Linked DNA regions of Homo sapiens: regions 1 and 3 are each linked to region 2. A link is a loop called in an ENCODE intact Hi-C map of the cell type or tissue named here. Cell type or tissue: IMR-90. All regions are shown on one strand. Region 1 overlaps ARHGAP15 (Rho GTPase activating protein 15). Region 2 has its middle 2.3 kb from the start of QTMAN-AS1. Region 3 has its middle 26 kb from the start of ARHGAP15-AS1.

Region 1 (2,500 bases), 420 kb after region 2:
ATTGTAAATAATGCAAAGATTGCTTTATTCATTCAGTAACTATTTCATGCAGGTTATAAGCCAGACACTGTGTGCCAGCCTGAAAATGTAATGATGCACCATCTCCTACAGTTTAGGTGGACAGAATAACTGTCACAAGCAGCTACAACATAATATGACTAATGCTATTGCAGATACGTGTAAAAAAATAGTGAGGGTTTATTGTACACTACACTAAGCCAAGCAGGGCTCAAAGTACTTTATATATTCTAACATTTAATTCTCACATGCACCTGCAATCCTTTGAGCGTGTATACTATCATCATCTTCATTTTACAGAAGAGGGAACTAAGGCCCAGAGATATTGAGTTATTTGTGAAAGGTCACAGAGCATTAGGCTCTTGGGGGAGGGAGGATGGGGACCCGAACTAAGACAATAAACCTGTCATGGCAAGAAGGAGTGATTCAGTCGGGTTTGGCAAGTGGGTGTAGGAGGTGAGCTGATCCACCAGGTAAAAGTGACTGCCAAGTTCCTTGCTTGACTGGAGAAGACAGAGATGCAGTTACTTGAGGGTCTTGAGAATGGAAATGGAATTTAGACATTAAGGAAAAGTATTTCAAATGCAGCAGAATGGTTATGAGAGATCAAGATGAAAAATGTTCGCTGGATTTTGGCAATTTCAGGATATGAGTGACCTTAAGAAAAATGGTTTCAGTAGAGGAGTGAAACTGAAAAGCAGATAGTTGTAATTAAGACTTGAAGAGAAGGTGAAGAAGTAGAGACAGCAAATAGACTCCTATTTTAAGAACTTTAGAGGTGAAAAGGCTAGCATATGGGGACTACTTAGTTATAAGTGGAGATAAGACCTGGAAGAGGATTTTGAATTGGGATGGATAGGAGAGAATTTCAGCTACAGGGTATTTTTTATTGCCACGGAGCTGGGTGAAGTACACTGCTGATTATTTTTAGCGGTTATAATGTTGGAAGTGGGGGAGGTACATTACTGCCACTTACTGGTGGTCCAGGCAAGTGCATCCAGTCCCTCACAAGGGAAAAACTGCCATTGGTGTCTTGGTGAGTAAAGAGCCTAGACATCTGGAATTTCACTAGCTAGAGGGCAGATGTTTGCTTTCCCCAGTTACCAGCAAAGCCAAAACTGTTCTTCTCACTTATAGCCTCTCTTGAAACTTGCTGTACTCACCCAAGAAGGTGGGGCTCTGGAGTACAAGAACCTAGTATCTCAGGTGAACTTGGTTACATCAAAGGTCACCATGTGCCCCAAGCTTGAACAAAGCAACGCTTCTTCTACAAAATTTAGAATTTGGATACTGAGAGACTGAGGTGGTTGTTTCTAGGGATGAGAACTCTAGGCTGCCTACACTTAAACCCTGGGGGCTGGGACAGCCAATTTGGGAAGATGCTTATGTGCCGCAGATGAGCGGACACAGGAACTAGTTTGCAGGGAGAGGCAAATGGAACAGATCCAACTCAGCTCCTGACTTTCCAGTGCCTACTCCAGGCACTCTGTATCCTTGCCATGGCACTTGCCATACCCATGTCATGAGCTCCATAAATACCATGAGATCCCCTCCCACCCATTTTAATAGAACTCTTGAGTAAATTTCTGTTTATTGCAAGCAAATACACCTGGCAAAAATATGGATGTAGCATTGGACAAACGTTTCAAGAAAGGGATTACAGTCACAACAGGACCAGGTCTGGCAAAATAGCTCAATGGGATCCACTGCTTACAGATGACACTGGCTAGGAAGAGTATGGTAGATATCAATTGGTTTTGCTGGTCCTGTGTCTATCCTCCTATTCTCTGGCAAGAACACCCTGAGATTCCCTTGGGGATGGTCCTTTCTCATTTTGCTGCCATTTGTTTTGGGTAGTGTTGACTCCACCCTCTCCATCTCCAGTGACGAATATGCATTTTATCTTCTTGGCCACAGTAATTGGTTCAGGCATGAACATGTGGCCCAAGTGGATCCTGTCAAGTAAATCCTGAGACTTTTTCTGATGTTACTGGGAGAGAGGAACCCTCTTTTTATGAGAGATATTAAACTATGAAGATATGAGTCTGATCTTCTAGACGCTATGCTGCCACCTCTGGAAGAGTGGAAAACAGAGCTGAGTGATGGAAGACAAATATATTTGATAGCATTTTGAACTCCTAGATCCAGTCATGCCTGAAGCTATCCCTGTCCCTTGGACTCTTCAATTAAGTAGCTAGTAAATTCCATTCTGACTTTTACAGTTTGGACAAGTTTCTGTCATTTACAGTGGAAAGAATGTAGACTACAACATTAGCCCTTGACAGACAATGAATTAAATAATTGAGAAGAGATGATAATGCACATCACATGGCTTTGCAAAGTAAATAGTGCTGTCCAAAGAAAGGAAATCAGAGATTTAACTACACTGTCATTGTTGAATTTAAGTGCTGTGGTAGGATTGCTCTCCATTTGTAAATCTAATACACCTAGAGTTTCATACACCAAGGAGGACAATTCAATG
Region 2 (2,500 bases):
TGGTTTAAAGGTGTGAGCGGGTGGGTTAACACGTGAGAGCAGTCCAAAAGTAAAGCGAGGTTGGGAGAGGGTGGCCTACATAAACCAACTCTTGGAAGGCTGAACAAGAACGCATGGGAAGTGCATTAAGAAGAGACTGTAAACAATGATAATCAGGGCTTTCAAAAATCATAAAACGGATTGAAATATCTGATTCATTATTTATTCATCACAGCGCAACTTTGCGAATCTGAGAATAGTGTTTGGAAACCAAGTGCCTTCTATTTAGTACATCAAATCAGCAGATGGGTCTCCCTTCCAAACTGCGGCTAAAGGGTTAAAGCTATAATTTTAGAAAAGAATCTTAGGAAATGACACTCAGATCTAATATATTTCCTTTTCTTTCTGGCAATAATATCCCCCAAAGAATAAATATATACTTATTGATATCATGATAATGTTTCTCATTCTGAGTACAAGTGTCAGACTGATTCCCGTTTGTGTAAGTGTTTTTAAAACTGCGAGGACACTTTCGCTACTCTGAAAGCTGACGAGCCAATGAAGGGGAGCTTCTTTTAACTCCATAATAGCAGGTTACATAGTAAATGAACACTGATGGTCAAATAGCCAATTATGGTATAAATATCCGTTGTTTACAGAGAGGTGTTAAATGAGCCTTGGAGTACAAGGGATTAGGCCGATCTATGCTACAATTTGTTCTTCAACCCATTATGTCTTCCCTTTAAAAGGCCAGTGCCATTGTAGGTAGTACGCACACAGAACATACTTCTCTATGTTGATTTTAGTTTGCTTTATTTCGATGCACACTGTTGTTTACTTTTTAAAATTTAAATAAATGTCAGCATTGTATAATTTCTATGTTAACAAAGCAGTGAGCAAAATCCCTTGTATGTTTATAAAATATTATTGTTTAATTCACATAGTTTAGAAATTCCAAATGTTGAGAATAGGAAGGAGGCCAAATACCATCTGTTTATAACTATGATGCATCGTAATATGTGTACTTTTAAAAGGAGTTTGGTCAATCATGCCACTATTTTATCTGCTCGGAATATGTTGGAGATTTAAAATGTAATTTACAGGATTACTTTTAGTGCGTTGCATCCAACTGTGAGTTGTAAAGAAATCGGTCTCTTCTGTTTTTCTCAAATTAATCATGTAACAGCCCCAATTAATGGGGGCTGTTAAACGTGTCGCTTTTTGCTTAGCTCCAGAATTCTTCTAACTTTGGCTCAGTCCACCTTCTTGATGCTGATAAAAACTCCAAGGACAAATGAAACAAAACACTCCTAGCTGTGTCTTTCTGCCAGGAGATAGTCACTAAGAATGGCAGGCAGGATATGGTAGCTAATAATTAGCTAACATCAGCCCTGAGAAATTACCTGTGAAATACCCTTTGGTACTGAATTGAAAAACATCTGACACTCCCTGTTTTAAAATAGTATTTTCTTGTCCCCGAGACTTCTGATTTAACTTACCTTTTATTTCAAAGGCATCTAATTGCATACCATGTAACAAAGGGAGTATACTTACTTGCAATAGATGAGCAGGTTTTTGTTTTTGTTTTTAGTTACAAACTCAAGTTATTCAGTTAGGAACTCTCCCTTGCTTTGCAAATCAGGGAATCTCAGCAACTGGGCCTTCAATTCCAGGCAGCCATAGTTTTAAATCCAGAGGTGGTTTTAGAGTGTCACACCATGGGGTCTCTTTTTCAAGAAGGAGGAAGTGAAGATGAGCTCAGATGTCTTGAAAAAGGTTTGAAAGCTGTGATAAAAACATTTATTAGCAAATGATGGTTGCTTGATTGATTTTTTAACAAGGTAGAATCAGTAAAAAGCTACATCTTGAAATGCTTTTATAAACACATGCAGAAATATGAAAACAAACTCCCAATAAACTGGGCATGTTCTGGATGTTTTACTTCTCAGTTGAGTGTTCAATGAAAAAATGGTGCTGTATAAAGTGGTTTCTCTGTACTATTTAGCAATATCTGTTTTCTCAAACATTTTAGTTTTAGCAGCTTCATCTAAAATTGTACCAACCTAGATTATGTACTCATACATAATTAAGAACATTAAGAATACCTTCTCTAAGTAAACAAACTGACCCATTATACTTTTTTTTTTTCAATCTAAATGTTATATTTTGAAAGTCTATTTGTTTTCTTTCTGGTCAGATTTTTTTCCCCCAAAAATGAATCCATTGGCTTTTTATGTTATCAAGATATGCTTAAGCTTGTTTTTCTTTGGGTTACAATAAGAAAATGCCAGACTCCTTTTTCCTACGTAATTGCTCAAGTGTGTACAGAGTATAAGAGTGAATCCAAAAAATAATAATAATGTTAGGGATAAAGAGGAAGGAGATTGGAAAAAGTGGAGGGGGAAGGGAGGTAAGAATAGCAGAAGATAGAACTGGGATAAAAGAGGTTTATCAGACAAAGCTTTCCAAATTGCTTGGAGGAGATAAGACATAATCATTACAAGCATCATCATTTCCAAAT
Region 3 (2,500 bases), 130 kb after region 2:
TAAGTCATAATATAACATGAGCTTTTCATATCCTATTCAAAAGTTTTGGTAGAACTGAAAGTAAAAGATCTTTAAGAATGAAACTACTGGGTGAGTGAACCACTAGGGGAGGAAAAGTTTGCAACAAGGCAAGTATGAGGGCAGCAAAGACAAATTTCTCCAACCTCACTTTTATGGGCTGAACTGTGTCTTCTTGAAATTCATATGTTTGAGCCCTAACCCCTAGTACCTCAGAATGTGACTATATTTGAAGACAACAGGGTCTTTGAAGACGTAAGTAAGTAAAATCAAGTCATGAGGGTAGCTTCTAATCCATTTTTGTCCTTATAAGAAGAGGTGATTAAACACAAACAACACAGATTGAGGGATGACCACGTGACGACACAGGGAGAAGACGACCCTGCTTACGCTTTGACCTTGGATTTCCCAGCCTGCAGAACTGTGAGGAAATGAAATTCTGTTGTTTAAGCCACCAAGTCTGTTGTATTCTGTTATGATAGCCCTAGCAAACTAAAACACTCACTCTTTTTCAAAGGGAAGGTGTCAGGACTGCTAGTTAGATTGCTCAGCTTCTTTGAAGCTGAGGCTTTTATCTGAAGTAGTTCTTAGATCTTTCTAGCCCCAGGGAAAACCCCTATGGACCAGGTCCTTCACCTCAGGCTGATTTTGTCAGGCATGGATTAAATTCAAAATATTATTTGGACATACACTGGAAGAAAGGTGATGAGCAAAAATTAAGCTAGAAACACTAATTGTGGTGCTTCCTATTAGTGAGATGGAGTCCGATCAAGTCACTGTTTGAGGAAAGCCATGGTTGATTGGCCAACCCTCCATATTAAAAATGAGGACTGCCTGTATTTTCACTTCTTAAAAACTATGGGCAATTTTCCATGATGTCCCTCTGTTGGGCACTTCTGATGTATTAAATGAATTTTGGTAAGAGATTTTCAAAATGGGCTTTTGGAACTTGGATACTTTGGCATCAGCAAGCAACAAAGGGCTTCTTGTATTAATATTTTTAAATGTAAATATAAAGTAACTGCGGTAACAGCAAGTCAGGGTATTCATGTTTAAAACCAGTTTTCATTGTTAATAACGAAACTGCAGACTTCTGACTCAACTGTTAACGTGTTGCTGGTGGAACCCGGGAGTCTGAAGGGCAAGGATAATTTATAGTTGCCAAATCACTGAGAGAAAATTCCAACTATGTAGAAATGTAAATATTCAGTATTAGAAAGGATAATTAAGGATAGGCTAAATATTTACCCAGTTCTCTTCTTTTCAAATTACAAATAAGACTATTCTGGTTGGTTCATGTTTTCTGATAGAAGAAGGGATAGAAAAAAATGAGAGTGGGGGGAATGTCTTTCCTTTCCTATCCAAAATATATCTCTTAACTCACACAGGCATAAAATATAGCCCCCATTCATTTTTTTAACCTTAAAATTTGTTACACAATTATTTTACCATACTAAACTGCTGATGAAATTTGTATGTGTTGCATCAAAACTATCAAAGATATGTTAAATACGAACATGAAAAATATAATTTTAGCAGCAAATTAAATAGAACATAAATCACTTAGAGAAAATTTGTAGATTAGAAGGTTGCAGCTATTTAAATGTTCAAGGACTTCTAATTGTCACTTTAAAAGAACCTTGTAGCAGACTTACAAAGAAATAGCCATATTGGGGGAGAATAGTCAAAGCTTTGTGTAAAGCTTTTTCTTTCAGGAATTCTTTTCTATTTCCTGTGGTCATTTTCTCATGAGGATATTTTCAAAGGGATGCTGTTCATGAGAAGGAAGTTTTAAACAAGATCATTCTGTCAATCATGGTCCAGGCAGGAAAACAGAAGCCACTCTAGGTTTTTCAAACAGAGGCAATTGAGTACAGGGAGTTGGTTACACAGATGACAGAAGTGTTAATGAAGTGATGGTGAGGCAACCCAGAAATTAGAAACAATAGGAAGCTGTAGGCCAGGCGTGGTGGCTCACTCCTGTAATCCCAGCACTTTGGGAGGCCGAGGTGGGTGGATCCCCTGAGGTTGGGAGTTCAAGACCAGCCTGACCAACATGGAGAAACCCCGTCTCTACTAAAAATACAAAATTAGCTGAGTGTGTTGGTGCATGCCTGTAATCTCAGCTACTCCTGTAATCCCAGCACTTTGGGAGGCCGAGGTGGGTGGATCACCTGAGGTCGGGAGTTTGAGACCAGCCTGACCAACATGGAGAAACCCCGTCTCTACTAAAAATACAAAATTAGCTGAGTGTGTTGGTGCATGCCTGTAATCTCAGCTACTCCTGTAATCCCAGCACTTTGGGAGGCCGAGGTGGGTGGATCACCTGAGGTCGGGAGTTTGAGACCAGCCTGACCAACATGGAGAAACCCCGTCTCTACTAAAAATACAAAATTAGCTGAGTGTGTTGGTGCATGCCTGTAATCCCAGCTACTTGGGGGGCTGAGGCAGGAGAATTGCTTAAACCCAGGAGGCAGAGGTT

Evidence for each region. A loop is a pair of places that touch in the nucleus more often than their neighbours do. Peaks named below come from ENCODE experiments on the same cell type or tissue, not always from the same donor. Only the 100,000 strongest peaks of a DNase experiment are listed, where the experiment ranks them.
Region 1: it touches region 2 in a loop (5-fold over the local background); 5 of 110 quality-filtered maps call a loop at or near these places.
Region 3: a loop joins it to region 2, with 2.4 times the contacts of the local background. A loop is called at or near these places in 2 of 110 quality-filtered maps.

The regions. Positions count from the first base shown.
Region 1 is chr2:143,511,767-143,514,266 of GRCh38, reverse strand. The region is part of intron 9 of ARHGAP15 (Rho GTPase activating protein 15); the gene reads right to left. Among named protein-coding and RNA genes, the nearest start is that of ARHGAP15-AS1, 260 kb to the left of the region's middle. In IMR-90, a CTCF peak has its summit at 994; a DNase peak (open chromatin) is centred at 1,006.
Region 2 is chr2:143,933,565-143,936,064 of GRCh38, reverse strand. No RefSeq gene overlaps it. Among named protein-coding and RNA genes, the nearest start is that of QTMAN-AS1, 2.3 kb to the left of the region's middle. In IMR-90, no CTCF peak of the experiment used is centred here; a DNase peak (open chromatin) is centred at 964; H3K4me3 peaks cover 282 bases; H3K27ac peaks cover 1,649 bases.
Region 3 is chr2:143,801,064-143,803,563 of GRCh38, reverse strand. No RefSeq gene overlaps it. Among named protein-coding and RNA genes, the nearest start is that of ARHGAP15-AS1, 26 kb to the right of the region's middle. In IMR-90, no CTCF peak of the experiment used is centred here; a DNase peak (open chromatin) is centred at 1,133; H3K27ac peaks cover 1,746 bases.